2 separate regions of the Homo sapiens genome follow, and region 2 is linked to region 1. A link is an interaction called in ENCODE POLR2A ChIA-PET data of the cell type or tissue named here. Cell type or tissue: OCI-LY7. All regions are shown on one strand.

The links. Peaks named below come from ENCODE experiments on the same cell type or tissue, not always from the same donor. Only the 100,000 strongest peaks of a DNase experiment are listed, where the experiment ranks them.
Region 2: POLR2A ChIA-PET joins it to region 1 with 13 read pairs; 2 of 35 experiments call an interaction of 5 or more read pairs at or near these places.

Annotation. Positions count from the first base shown.
Region 1 is chr2:129,848,083-129,856,082 of GRCh38, forward strand. No RefSeq gene overlaps it. Among named protein-coding and RNA genes, the nearest start is that of LINC02572, 25 kb to the right of the region's middle. In OCI-LY7, CTCF peaks have their summits at 1,678 (motif pointing left) and 1,884; a DNase peak (open chromatin) is centred at 1,659.
Region 2 is chr2:130,381,486-130,389,485 of GRCh38, forward strand. It overlaps LOC105373618 (a long non-coding RNA gene), which reads left to right and starts at 3,254. Exons shown (of 2, transcript XR_923330.4): 1 at 3,254-8,000. RefSeq lists an enhancer at 4,089-4,188 and a silencer at 7,269-7,328. In OCI-LY7, no CTCF peak of the experiment used is centred here; DNase peaks (open chromatin) are centred at 316, 4,526, 5,766, 6,146 and 2 weaker places; H3K4me3 peaks cover 3,257 bases; H3K27ac peaks cover 7,110 bases.

The sequences.
Region 1 (8,000 bases):
AGCCTTACTATATTGTGCAGTCACTTTGGCAGAGTTTCATAAATAAAGCAGATAGCATAAGATGGTGCTGGCTTATGGAAACCTAATCAGAACATCTCAGTCTGGGAAACACAGTGGAGACGTGGAAAGTCAGATGCACCATATCCGAACACCAGCCTCACCCATATGTGCTGTGGAATCTCAATCTTGGTGGGCACTAGTTGCCATATCTGGATAGTGAGAAGACTGAAGACCAGCTTGCAAATTGCCATCAGGATTAATTGTGAAAAATATAAGTTGAATGCTTAGCAGCATTCCTGGAATGTGGGTGGCACTCCCATGGAGAAACTGAACAACACCTTGACCAGGTGATGAAAATTAACATCACCACTGAGAAACAGACAGGCACCATATGCCTCGAGATGGGCTGCCCTGAGGGGGACACAGCATCGCCTCTCTAGCATTCTGGCCTAGGATACATAACCCAAATCTAGCCATGAGGAAACATTAGGCACCATTCTATTTAAAAAGTTGGGGGGAGAGGGAAAGTGACTACATTCTTCAAAAATACCAAAGTTATAAGAGACAAGGAAAGGCTATGGCAATGTTCCAGATTAAAGGAGAGTAGAATGACAGAGCAGCAAATGCAATACCTGATCCTAGACGGGTTCTCTATAGGAGCAGGAGAAATGCTGTAAAGGACATTACTGGGACAATTGACAACACTGGAATATGGTTAACAGATTAGAAAAAAAGTTACTGAAGTTGTTATTTGCTTGTTCATTTGTTTGTCTGTTTGAGAGGGAGTCTCGCTCTGTCACCCAGGCTGGAGTATAATGGCTCGACCTCAGCTCACTGCAACCTCCACCTCCCGGGTTCAAGCGATTCTCCTGCTTCAGCCTCCCAAGTAGCTGGGATTACAGGCACACACCATCCCGCCTGGCTAATTTTTGTAGTTTTAGTAGAGACGAGGGTTTAACCATGCTGACCAGGCTGGTCTCGAACTCCTGACCTCAGGCGATCCACCCGCCTCGGCCTCCCAAAGTGCTGGGATTACAGGTGTGAGCCACTGTGCCCGGCCTGAAGTTGTTATTTGAACCAAAGAGTGTGTGAGAATGCTTTTTCTTAGGAAATACTTACCAACGTATTTAGTGATAACTAAATGGATATATAGATATAGATAGATATAGATATAGATATAGATATATAGCACAGAGACAGGGAAAGAGAAAACAAGATAAAGCAAATGAACAAAATGTTAATAAAAGGTGAATGTGGGAAAAGAGTATATGAATATTCCATGTTCTATTCTTATTCTTGCAACTTTCCTGTAAGTTTGAAAGTATTTTCAAATAAAAGGTTTTTAAGTGTCTCTAGTGACAATAAAGACACTTATGAAAGATAAGCATGTAAGGAACTTTCATAAAGTTGTTCCATGAAATATGAATGAAAATAAAGTGATATTTACAAATTAATGATTCTATATATTATTTCAAATATGTATATGTAACTAAATGAGTTAATTAAACATTATGAGTAGATATTGACTATCTCTTTCTCACCTTCAAAGTTTTTATATATAAGTTGGCCAAAACTACGTTTTTCTTTCTCTTTTTGATTCACTGAGAAAATGGAAGGTTCGCCATTATTCCGTTACCATATATTCAGCATGTATAAACCACATGTTACAGTGACATCTTCTGGTGGAGTATAATATTGCAGTCTAGTTCTATTACATCTTCAAATAAACTGTACTAAGGTGGTTCCACAGAAGCATGCAGGAAAGGAGCAAGAAGCAAGCATGGGGGCTCCAAGCTTCACCCTTACTTCAAGCAAAACAGTTCAGTTTTTAACGTGGCTTATGCAGGCCTGGAAGCTGCGACAGTAAGACTTGAGTAACTTATGGTCAAGTACAGGTGGATGAGTAAACCTACCAAGAGTGGGCAAAGGTGTTGAAAAGTGCATTTTTTATAAAAAGAGTCATATCATTACCTGCTCTTTCTGAAAAAAAAGTGTTGATCCTTCAAAAGCATTTGACAAATTAATGCTATGAATGAATGCTTAAACGGTGCATGAGTGAAGATCAGCTTCAGGGACTTCAGGAGCACCATTTATTTAGCACTAACCAAGATGCAAACTACAAATAAGTGAGGAGGACTTCACAAACTCTTTTTACACATCCTCAAAAGACTATTGGGCATCTTGATTGTGCCACACAAGATCTAGCAACAATATTAATTTGAATACATGTCTGGCAAGAAAGGAATAATGTTTTCATCAAGAGGCAACCAGGGATGATGTCACAGAAAATGATGGTATACATTGCTTAAAGAATTGATCCCTCCGTTGAAACAATCATAAGCTGTCAAAGACTGAAATAATCAACGTTTTTAAACACTGAGCTCTAATCTCAAATGTACAGCCACAAAGGGGTGGCTTAATAAAGAAAAGGGAAGCTAGCTTTGGTAAGAAAGCCTAGTGGCATTTTTGCTCATCCACCTTCCTTCCATTCCCTAGCACAGCAGCATCAGCCATGATGACAGAAGGCTGCATTCCCTGTGTGGCTTTCTGGTGCCAGGGGTTAATACAGAGTTTATTCTTAAAGTTTTATGGTACTGTGTATTCATCTGTCTGATGGTTCCCTGGAAGACTAAATTGACCTTTTTCTTGACCTTTTCTTTCCACCTGGTGTAGGGAACTGTGCTCAGGCAACTGGCAGACCAAAAGCCAAAAAGAAGGAGCCCAAAAAGGAAGGTTGTTGGAAGAATAAGAGCTCAGAAGGGCTACTGTGTATGCTGGCAAAGATAGAAGATAACACACAGGCCCAGAACAGGACACATATGAGAAAACATCTAAAAGGACCCCAGGCTTGTACCTCTGACAGATCTGTGGGCTCCAGGCAAGCAAGAGGCAAAAGCTAAGGCATAGTTGCAGGAAGCCTGGCTTAGCACTGAAGGAACTCCTGTCCCAGCTCAGAGCCAAGCTGCAAAAGTCAAAACACGAGTATCTTCTCTCTTTCTTGTTTTCTCGTTTCATTCATGTATTTATTTATTTCTCCCTTTCTTTTTTTCTTTCACTCCAGATACTTAAGGAAATCTCTGGAATGTCACTGTTGACCACTGAGATAATGAAACAGAGACTTCAGTGACCACAAATGACAAAGAATCCAGTCTTTGCAAAATTAGTTTGGAGAAATCACTAAAGAAATAGAGGACAACATTCATCAAGAAGAAAAAATAATAACAAACTCTAGGGAATGGAGATAATCTGATTTCCAGGGTAACCACATTGTAATATTCAAAATGCCCAATTTTCAGCAACAACAACAAAAATCACAAGATATACAAAGGAATAGGAAAGTGTGGCCCAATCCTAGAAAAAAATTATATAAACCATCCATGAGGAAACCTTAGTATTGGACTTACTGGACAAAATTTTTATATCAATCATCCTAAAATGTTTAAAGAACTAAAGAAAACCATGAACAACAAACTAAATAAAACCAGGAAAACAGTGCACATACAAAATGAGAAAATCAATAAACAGATATAAATTATAAAATAAACCAAACAGAAATTCTGGAACTGAAAAGTTAAATCACCGAAATGAAAAATTTGGCGAGGCATGGTGGCTCATGCCTATAATCCTAGCATTTTGGGAAGCCGAGGCAAGTGGATCACCTGAGGTCAGGAATTCAAGACCAACTTGGCCAATATGGTGAAACCCATCTCTACCAATAACACAAAAATTAGCTTGGTGTGGTGGTGCACACCTGTAATCCCAGCTACTCGGGAAGCCAAGGCAGGAGAATCACTTAAACCCAGGAGGCAGAGGTTGCAGTGAGCCAAAATCATGCCACCACACTCCTGCCTGGGTGACAGAGCAAGATTCCATCTCAAAAAAATAAAAAAATAAAAAGAAAAAGAAAAGAGAAAGAAAAATTCACCAGAGGGGTTAAACAGCAGATTTGAACACACCGAAAAATGAATCAGAGAAATCAATGATAGGATAATTGGAATTGTCTGATATAAAGAGTAGAAGAAAAAAAGAGAACAAGACACTATCAAGCAGGACAACATATGCAGTATGGAAGTCCCAGAAGGAAAACAGAAAGAAAGGGGCAGAAAGAACTGTTGATGAAATAATGAATGAAAACTGTCTAAGTTTAATGAAATATATTAAACTCCAAGTAGGATAAATTCAAAGAGATCCACACTTAGACACATTACAATCAAACAGTTCAAAGACAAAGATAAAGAGAAACTCTTGTAGTGGCAAGACAGAAGCAACTCATTATGTACAATAGATTCTCAATAAGATTAACTGTAATTTTCCCATCACAAACCATGGAGAACAGAAAGCAGTGAGACAATATTTTTAAACCACCAAAGAAAAGAAAAAAAAACTGTAAACCAAGATTAAATAACCAGAAAAACTAATCTTGAAAAATGAAGAAGTTAAAACATTCCCAACCATCAAAAGCTGAGTGAATTTGTTACTAGCATATCTACCCTACAGGAAATTCTAAAGGGAGTCCTTTACACTGAAATGGAAGGACACTAAACAGTAACACGAAGCGACATAAAGAAATAGAGAGGTTTCTAAACATCAAAGCCAGTATTACATTTTTTTAATTTGTAACTCCTTCTTTATTCCCTAAATAGTGTAAAAGATAAATGCATACCAAATTGAAATCCATGTAAATGGGCCCACAATGTATAAAGATGTAATTTGCAACACCAACAATTTAAGGTGGGGATGGAGCTGTATAGGAGCAGAGTTTTCATATGTTAGTAAGACTGAGTTGGTATCAGTTGAAACTAGATGGTTATAAATTTAGGATGTTCATTGTAATCCTCATTGTAATCATTAAGAAAATATGTTTTTAAAATACACAAAAGGAAATGAGACAGCAAAATGGTTCACTACCAAAAAAAAATTTAAAAAGAAGTTAGTAATAGAGGAAATGAGGAACAAAAAGTATAAGACATAGAGAAAACAGACAGAAAAATGGCAGAAATAAATCCCATTTTATCAGTTACTACTTTAAATGTAAGCAGTTTAAACTCTCCAATCAAATGGTGAATAGTAACAGAAAGGATTCTTTTAAACATAGTCTAACTGTATATTGTCTAAGATATTTTAGATTCAAATATTTAAAAAGTGAAAGTATAGAAAAGATACTCCATGCAAATAGTAACCAAAAGAGAGCTGGGGTAGCTATGTAAAGATCAGACAATACACACTTCAAGTCAAAAGCTATTACAAGGCCGGGTGTGGTGGCTCACACCTGTAATCCCAGCACTTTGGGAGGCCAAGGCAGGCGGATCACGAGGTCAGGAGATCAAGACCATCTGGCTAACATGGTGAAACCCCATCTCTACTAAAAAAATACAAAAAATTAGCCGGGCGTGGTGGCGGGTGCCTGTAGTCCCAGCTATTCAGGAGGCTGAGGCAGAAGAATGGCGTGAACCCGGGAGGTGGAGCTCGCAGTGAGCCGAGATGGCGCCACTGCACTTCAGCCTGGGCAACAGAGTAAGACTTCGTCTCAAAAAAAAAAAAAAAAAAAAAAAGCTGTTACAAGAGGCTGGACATGGTGGTTCACATATGTAATCCTAGCACTTTGGGAGACTGAGGCAGGAGGATCGCTTGAAGCCAGGAGTTCAAGAGCAGACTGAACAACAAAGCAAGACCCCACCTCTACCAAAAAAAGTTTTTTAATTAGCCAAGCATGGTGGCACACACCTATAGTCCTACCTACTTGGGAGGCGTAGTTGGAGGACTGCTTGAGCCCAGGAGTTGGAGGTCACGGTGAGCTATGATTGCACCACTGCACTCCTGCTTGAGCAACAGAGTGAGACTCTGTCTTAAAAAAAAAAAAGAAAAGCTGTTGCAAGAGACAAAAAGAACACTATGTAGTAATTAAAAGACCATCAGAAGATACAATTACAAACATATACACACTAAGCAACACAGTCCCAAATATGTGAAGCATACATTGACAAAATTAAAGGGAAAAGTAGTTCTATAGCTGGAGACTTCAATACCTCATTCTCAACAACGAATCGAACATATAGTCAAAAGATCAATAAGAAAATAGAGGGTTTGCACAACATCACACACCAACTAGACCTAAGAGACATATATAGAAAACTCCACCCCAAAAAGAGCAGAATACACATTTTTCTCAAGTGTGCATGGGACATTCTTTGGGGTAGACCATATATTAGACCACAAAACAAGTCTCAATAAATTTTAAAAATTAAAATTATGTAAAGTATCTTCTCTAACCACAATGGAATAAAGCTAGAAATCAACATCAGAAGGAAACTGAAAAATTTGCAAATATGTAAACATTACATTTAAATAACCAATGGGTCAAAGAAGAAATCACAAAAAAATTAGAAAATATCTTCCTACAAAGGAAAATAAAAACCCAACATATCTAAATTTATGAGATATAGCAAAAGCAGTAATCAGGGCAAAATTTATAGCTGTCAATGCCTACATTTAAAACAAGAGAAAAAATCTCACATTAATAACCTAACTTTACAACTTAAAAAAACTAGAAAAACAAGAGCAAACTAAATTTAAACCTAGCAGGAAGAAGGAAATAATGAAGATTAGAGTGGAGATTTATGAAATACAAAATAGAAAAATAACAGGAAGAATCACAAAACCAAAACATTGTTCTTTGAAAAGATCAACAAAATGACAAAGTTTTAGCTAGACTGACAAAGAAAAAAAGAGAAAGATGCAAAAACCTGAATCAGAAATGAAAGTGGAAACATTACTACAAACCTGACAGAAATTTAAAGGATTATAAGAAAATACTGTAAACAATTATACACCAACAAATTAGATAACCTAGGTGAAATGAAAAAAATTCCCAGAAACACACAAATTACCAAAACTATCTTAGCCTGCCAGGGCTGACATAACAAAGTACCACAGACTAGGTGGCATAAACAACAGAAACTTATTTTCTCACAGTTCTGTAGGCCAGAAGCCCAAGGTCAACGTGTCAGCAGGTTTAGCTTCTTCGGAGGCCCCTCTCCTTGGCTTCCAGACAGCTGACATTTCACTGTGTGCCCACATGGCCTTTTCCTTGTGTGCACACATCCCTGGTGTCTGTTCCTCTTCTTATTAAGGACACCAGTCATATTGGATTAGGGCACCACATTTTTGGCATTATTTAGTCTTAATTAGCTCTTTAAAGGCCCCATTTCCAAATACAGTTACATTGGGGTTCAGGGTCAATATATTAATTGGGAAAAGGACACAGTTTTGTCCATAGCACTGATTTAAGGAGAAATAGAAAATCTAAACAGATATATAACAAGAGATTAAATTAGTATCAAAAGTCTCCCAACAGAGAAAGGCCCAGGACCAGATGGATTCCCTGGTAAATTATACCAAATGTTTAAATAAAAATTAATGCAATTCTTGTCAAAATCTTCCAAAAAATACAAGAAGAGGGGAGACTTCCTAATGTATTCTATGAGGTCAGAATTAACTTATACCAAAGCCAAAGACACAAAAAGAAAAGAAATTACAGATCAATATTTCTAATGAATAGAGATGCAGAATCCTCAACAAAATACTATATATCCAAATGCAACAACATATGAAAAGGATTGTACATGATGGCCAAGTGGGATTTATCCCGGGAATGCAAAGGTGGTTCAATATATGAAAATTAATCAGCGTAATATGCATTTCTAGAACAAAAGGAAACACAATTATCTCAATGCAGAAATGAGCATTTGATGAAATCTAATACCTTTTATGATTAAGAAATAGTCAGAAAACAAGAATAGAAGTAAACTTTCTCAATCTGGTGAAGAATTTTTATGAAAAACTCACAGCTAACAGCATATCCAAGAGACATATTCTGCAGGCATATTCAAAAAGCTAAAAGATTTCCCCCTTAGATCAGGACCTTCAGATCAAGGATGCCTACTTTCACTATTTATTTAACATTGTACTTGAGATGCCAGCCAGAGCAATTAGGCAAGGAA
Region 2 (8,000 bases), 530 kb after region 1:
CCCATACCCTCTTGGCAGTCACCAAAACACGAACTTGGTTGTCATTGTTTGGTCCTCAGAAGCGTCATCAATTTGGAGTATATGGGGAAAACATCCAATTTCTGGACCTCAGCAGCTGGTAGTTATGCCTCATGAAGCCAGGTCCAGGAACTTAGCCAGTCTCCCTCTAGGACATTCTATGTCATCTCCCTATACCATCATCACAGTGAAAAGACGGACAAGGGGCAGGTCTGTCCCCTAGGGAGTCAGTCCTCAGGAAGTATTTGTTGAATGAATAAAGATTTTCCCTTACATGACTGATAGTACACTATATTTATAGTCGTATGTCTCACTTCTCTATTTAGCACTGTCCTTGAGTGTCTCTGGGCCAGTGAGCCATCTTTGTAGGGCTGCATCACACACCAGCTTATGGTGGCCACTCGTGGTCATGCCATCCTCAGCCTTGTCTGCACTCTGCCCTGCCCAGCATGGCCTGTGGCACGTATTTGCTTTGTAAAACTTCTTTACTGCACCTATATATGGAGGGCATTTTCTCTGTTAATAATAATGGTGAGATGTACATACATTTTTTCTTTCTTTCTTTTTTTTTTTTTTTGTTGAGTCTGTCGCCAGGCTGGAGTGCAGTGGCGTAATCTCGGCTCACTGCAACCTTCGCCTCCCAGGTTCAAGCGATTCTCCTGCCTCAGCCTCCCGAGTAGCTGGGATTACAGGCGTGAGTCACTGTACCCGGCCTTACATTTTTCATTTGCGTGTGTATCTATTTGCTTATGATTGATGCCCAAAAGTGGACTCCTTGGGTTAAAAGGCAGTGAGAAAGAGAACAGCAGCCCCTGACATGCAGGAGCTGGGCCCTGGTATTCTGCTGAATGTAAACTATGTCATGGAACATAACATGTCAGGCAAGTCCACCCCGACCATGAGGGATCGAGACAGGACCAAGCCCCTCTGGACTCACATCTGAGCACAAATGCACCATCCCCGCCACAGAAGCCACGATGCCCTGTGCTGGCTGCTTGAGCATGGCGGCTGCCTTGCTGGGCAGCTCTTGCCTGGCTTCCTTCCTCCTGCTTGTAAAGAAAGACCCCCAACCCTAGAGCTAGCCCCACTTCCTGACAGCATCCATCCAAGCAGAGCCCGGGTTCCTCAAACCCCCTTGCAGGTCACCCAAGCCCTAATCCTATCATCGTTTCTTTCTAACAACCTTACTGAGTGGGACACACAAGGCTCCCCAGGGTATGCGTTCTTCCTTGCTGCAATGAGGAACAAGCCCAGTTTATTAGCCTACAGTGTGCTCTGGTGGTCTCTGACTGAGGGGTAGGGGAGAACATGGTTAAGACACATTAAACCAAACTCTTTTTCCAAAAGGTTGTACCAATTTACATTCCCACCTGCAGGTGAATCTGCATTGTCTTCCTTCCAGAATTGTTGAGAAGATCAAATTAAATGAAATGATGTGGTGTTGACCAAACAAAGGCCTTTCTCCATGGGGAAGTTGCTCTTCCTCAACAGAGAGCACCTTCCCAGGGATCTTACCCCTGGAGGGGAGTTAGCCCTAAAACCAAGGTTGGTGTTCAAATAAGATGGCAAATTTCACATCTCAAATGCCATCACTCCAAATTCACTCATTCATTCTATGAATATTCAGTGTCTATGATATGCCTTGCAGATAGATCAGTGAATAGATCAATGAAAGCTCTGCCCTTTTTAACTCAAAGTTTTCACTTATAGCAAGAAGAGATGGACAATAAATCTAAAATATGCATAAATAATGTTGACATATTATTTGTTGCTGACCAATGCCATAAAGAAAACTAGAAAGTGAGGGAGAGGAAGGCTTCTGGCATGGGCAGACAGATTGCTCTTGGCCAGTGACCAGGGCTGCATGTCAGAGGGAGGCCATGTGGAAATGGGGGCTGTTTGGGGAGTGAGGGAGGAAAGCCCATTGACTCACCTCCACCTTCAGACTATATTGTGTTCTTTGTCAGCTTAGAAAATACTGCATATTTAATCAAGTTACCAAAATAATTTGAAAATGAAATTTGACAAATGGATTCTACTATTCATCTGTGAGAGAAAATGTCCAGGAACAGCTTTAAATTTTAAGAGCTGTAGCAATTAAGGCCGGGCGCAGTGCCTCACACCTGTAATCCCAGCACTTTGGGAGGCCGAGGCGGGTGGATCACGAGGTCAGGAGTTCAAGACGAGCCTGGCCAAAATGGTGAAATCCCCTCTCTACTAAAACTAAAGAAAATTAGCTAGGCATGGTGGCGGGTGCCTTGTAGTCCCAGCTACTCGGGAGGCTGAGGCAGGAGAATCGCTTGAATCCGGAAGGTGGAGTTTGCAGTGAGCCGAGATTGCACCACTGCACTCCAGCCTGGGCGACAGAGTGAGACTCCATCTCAAAAATAAAAAAAAAAAAAAAAAAAGAAAGAAAAAAGAGCTATAGCAATTAAAATGGCAGAGATGGAGCAATGGAACAAAATTTAGGTCTGAAAAAAAGCCCATGTATATTGGGAATTATGGGATGTTTTGAATGGGTGGGAAAAGTGAATAGATTGGTGTTTAGAGAACTGATTACAAAGGTGGAAAAAAATAATTTGGCAGCTCTGTTTTTCACCTTAACAAACATACATTTCACAAGGATTTTTTTTTTTTCTTTTTGAGATGGAGTCTCGCTCTATAGCCCAGGCTGAAGTACAGTATGGCACAATCTTGGCTCACTGCAACCTCCGCCTCCCAGGTTCAAGCAATTCTTCTGCCTCAGCCTCCCAAGTAGCTGGGACTACAGGTGCACGCCACCACACCCGGCTAATTTTTGTATTTTTGGTAAGGACACGGTTTCACCATATTAGCCAGGCTGGTCTTGAACTCCTGACCTCATGATCCACCCGCCTCGGCCTCCCAAAGTGCTGGGATTATAGGCGTGAGCCACTGCACCTGGACAGATTTCACAAGGAATTTTTAAAAGCTAAACATTTAGGGCCGGGTGCGGTGGCTCATGCCTGTAATCCCAACACTTTGGGAGGCCAAGGCGGGCAGATCACAAGGTCAGGAAATCGAGACCATCCTGGCCAACATGGTGAAACCCCATCTCTACTAAAAATACAAAAAATTAGCTGGGCGGCGTGTGCCTGTAATCCCAGGTAATTGGGAGGCTGAGGCAGGAAAATGGCGTGAACCCAGGAGGCAGAGCTTGCAGTGAGCCGAGATCGTGCCTCTGCGCTCCAGCCTGAGCAACAGAGTGAGACTCCATCTCAAAAAAAAAAAAAAAGCTAAATATTAAAAAAATTATAGAGGTATATCTGAAAATATGGAATATTACATACCCTTGGGGTAGAAAATGCCTATCCACATATCTAGCATCTGTCTCTCTTATGACTATATTTGGAAGTAATACATGTGATCAAAATAAATGAAAAGAATGGAAGAACTTTTTTTTTTTTTGAGACAGCGTCTCACTCTTGTTGCCCGGGCTGGAGTGCAGTGGTATGATCTTGGCTCACTGCAACCTCGACCTCCCAAGTTCAAACAATTCTCCTGCCTCAGCCTCCCAAGTCACTGGGACTACAGGCGCCTGCCACCACACCCAGCTATTTTTTTTTTTTTTTTGGTATTTGTAGCAGAGATAGGGTTTCACCATGTTGGCCAGGATGGTCTCGATATCTTGACCTCATGATCCACCCCCCTCAGCCTCCCAAAGTGCTGAGATTATAGGCGTGAGCCACCGCGTTCAGCCAGGAAGAATTTTTTAAAGGTTAAAATATATGTATGTGTATATATGTATATATGTATATGTCAACTAAAATTGGCTTACAATTCTAACTCTCTTTAATAATTATAGAACACTTAACTAGGGTCCCTAGATGAATTATCAGGCATTGTCAATACTATTTGCCTTGAAAAGGGTCCAATATATTGCTCCCTTTGGGAAATGCTAGTGCACACCACAGATGGTGCAGGAAACCACTGGCAGAGTGGCCACTCTCTCTCCCACCCCGTCATTGACATGACAAACAGCATCCCCTCGTTTTACACTAGGCCAGATCATGAAGAAACTAAGCTATGCTTCATTTTGTGCAAATCCATTGCATCCAGATTTGTAAGCCATCATGTATGAGGTAATGATTTGTTTTTACCAAACTATACAATAACATTTTTGGTTCCACATGTAAGAGCCAGGAACAGCCAGAGAGTGTTGGTTAGCTGATCCAGCTAACCAACTGTAAGGCACAGTCCCCTGCTCTGGTTCTGACAAGTACTGATGGCCACATCTGGGACCTGAGGCAGCAAAGACCCTTCTCGGTGGCCACTCAGCCAGACTTCACACAGGCCCGGGGTGCTGCTCATGGCCATTCAGATATACAGCTGCAAGGCCTGGAGGCCACACTTCAAAAACGGCAACAGGCAATTCTCATTCTTCTCCTCTGCCTCTTCCCACTATTTCTCTGTTTTCAATTCCTCTTTCTTGTTTTGCACACAAAGTTCCCTGAGATGTGCTTAACTCAGCTGGCTTAGCCACAGCCCAGCATAGGGCACTCAGCTATGCCCTGTTCTCAAAGCAGACCCATCACAGGCTGCTGGGCTTCCTAGAGCCAGCATCCTTATGCAGGTGTCACTTATCTAATACAGGTGCCACTAGCCATGTGTGGCTATTTCAATTCGTTTATTAAAAGCAAATAAAAATTTTAAAAATCCAGTCCCTCCATTGCACCAGTCACATTTTTTTTTTTTTTTTTTTGAGACGGAGTCTCGCACTCTCGCCAACGCTGGAGTACAGTGGTGCCATCTCAGCTCACTGCAAGCTCCGCCTCCCAGGTTCACACCATTCTCCTACCTCAGCCTCCCGAGTAGCTGGGACTACCGGCGCCCGCCACTACACCTGGTAATTTTTTGTATTTTTGGTAGAGACAGAGTTTCACCATGTTAGCCAAGATGGTCTCGATCTCCTGACCTTGTGATCTGCCTGCCTTGGCCTCCCAAAGTGCTGGGATTACAGGCATGAGCCACCATGCCCAGCCTCCACCAGTCACATTTCAATTGCTCAGTAAGCACACATGGCTTGTGGCAGCCATGCTGGATCCAGGTCCAGAACATTCCACGGTGGCAGGAAGTGCTACTGGACAGTGCTGCTGTCCCCAGCACTGAGGACAGTGGTTGCCAAGTTATCCTCCCCTACAGCTTTGTCCATTGACATGTCTGCAGAGCACAATGACAGTGACTGTTCCCCAGACCTTACCATCGGGGCTATTACCAAACTTTTCAGTCCTTGCTTATAAGACTTTTTTATTTTTTTGCTTGAATTTGCAAGTTTTTAATTATCAGTGAGGTTGAGTATGTCTCATATGCTTGTGACCAAGTGTATTCTTTTTTTCTGAAGTAACATTCATATCCTTCATCATTTTTCCACTTTTTTTTATCTCATTGATTGAAAAGTTTCTTTGATAAGGTCCTTTGCATATTGAGAACAAAGGTCACCATTGTTTCTATGGGTGAAGAGGCCTCAAGCTTAGTGGGGTGGGCACTTAAGAAGTGTGAACATTTATGCGCTTTGACCCACTTGCAATAATTTATTCTCCAAAAACAACTGAAAGTTCAACAGAAGGCAAGAGCTGTGTGTCCAGTGGTATTCATTTAAAAAGAAAAAAAAAAAAAGCAAAGGAAACAGGCTGGGTGGGGTGGCTTATGCATTTGGCAGGCTGAGGCAGGAGGATGGCTTGAGCCCAGCAGTTTGAGACTAGGCTGGGAAGCACGGTGAGACCTCGTCTCTACAAAAAATTTAAAAACTTTTAAAAAACAGGAAACAACCAACCCCTACAGTTGAGAATTATTTTGGGATGATATGCACCATGGAAAATGCTTCCGATACAATATTGAGTGAAATAAGCCAAATGCAAACTCGCTACATGAGAATAACAGCCACAGAGAAATATGCAAATTTCCTCATGCAAATAGCCTCTTCCCGGAAAAGAATATGGAAAAATAGAAACAGCGATGTGTAACAGGTGGAGTTGCAGGAGACCCTTTTACCAATAAACTTAATCAGGAGATAATGTGCCCAGAGGTGGAGAGGGATGGAAGCAAGTGGGCAGAGGTGCACGTGTCCTCTGAGAGAAGGTATTCACTGGACATTACCCCATGTACTGGAAAGGAGCCCTCCTTCCTATCCGGGTGCCCCAGCATCAGTCACAGGGCACAACTATGTCATGTTTGTCGTGGCTGTCTCTGATTTTTTTCTGTTTTTCTTAACATTTTTCTTTGGATGTCATCTGATCCTTCTTTTTACTTTTCACATCACAAATACCAGTACAATTAATAAAATAAAAATATTTTCATCAGAGTACTCTGTAATTATTACATCACCCCCAGAAGTGCACACGCCAGGGTCTGGGGAATGCAAGAGACTAAAGGAACTACATGTTGGCTTGACACTTTTGTTCTGCTGAATGAGCTCAGTTTAGATGGTGCTCAAGCCAACAGAGGAGCTTCCTGGACACAGCCTGTTTGCGGCTTTGCCCTGAGCCCCCTGCCAGGTCAGCAAGACTGCAAATGCCTGGAGCCACACTGAGCAGATGCTGGGCCTCCGGCTCGGCAGGGCTGTCAGCAATGGACACTGGGTGGAGAGCCTGGTGTTAGAGGCCACTGACTACTGATGATGATTTAGCAAAGTACAAGAAATGGTTTCTTTCCAGAGTCTCTTACCCAAAATTAAGCAGTGGGTAAGATAAATATTCTTAGGAATGAACCTCCTGGATAAAAGCACCAGCTCTGGGAGAACTCTGACAAGCAAATGGCAAAGGTGCTGGGTGACAACCATGGCCCCTAAGCCTGGTTGCAGCTCCCCAGCTTCCAGAGTACACCTACTCTCTAGCTGGAAAAACTTAAGAAATCGTTACTACTGGAAGTGGGGGTATGAGTCTCCACTTTACATTTCCACGTTCCCACGTTATCTGCCTGGCTGCTCTCCAGAGAGTGGGTGGACATGGAGAAACAGGAGCACAGCATTCAAAAGGGATCATCTCAAATCCAAGGTTATCCATGGACATGACTTACCTTTTCTTTGGGTTAGCACACACTGTTTCATTGTCAGAGATATTAAAAATAGGATCGGGGAAAGAGGGGCCTAGTTTGCTAGTTTGCATGGCAGCAACAGTGAGCACAAGCTCGTGACTTTCTGCTCACAGCAGTTGCTGTGGTTGGTTCCTTGACAACTCAGAGGTTGACTGTGTGCTCACACCATGGGCACCTCACACACAGATGTGAGTGTCTCAGGCAGGCAAGCGCTGCCTGTTGTTCCTGAGTTCCATGTTGATCTCAGACCATATCTTCATGCCTGCTCTCACTCCCCATCTTAGCTCTAGGTCAAATGTCTGGTATGTTGTCTAGGCCCCTGATTCTCTCCCGAACATGCGGATGCCACACTAGACATTTGACCTGGGGATCAGAAGTCCCGCATGCATCTCACTTGACTAACTCAAGGAATCAGCAAGACTGCTTTCCTTCTGGGGTCTCTAGGGGAGAATCTGTATCCTGTGTCTTCCAGCTTCCAGTGGCTGCAGCAGTCCTTGGCCTGTGGCCCCTTCCTCCATCTTCAAAGCTAGCTGCATAGCATCTTTAAATCTCTCTCTGACCTTGCTTCCGTCATCGTCTCTCCTCTGACTGACTTTCTTCCTCCCTCTTCCACATTTGAGGACCCTTGTGATTCCACTGGGCCAACCTGAGTCACCAGTATACCCTCCTTATCTGGGATCAGCTAGTTGGCAACCTTAATCTTACCTGCAACCTTGATTTCCCCTTTGTTATATAAACCACTATAGTCACAGATTCCAGCAATTGTGACAGGGACATCTCTGAGGGGCCATTAATTTGCCCACCATAGATGTTAATTAATATTACATGAATAAAAGGAATGGAGTTTTCTGTTAAAGAGTTTTATTTTCAAAGGGACATACAGCTGTTGATACATGAAGGTATACTATATCTTTCCAAAAGAGGAATCTCAT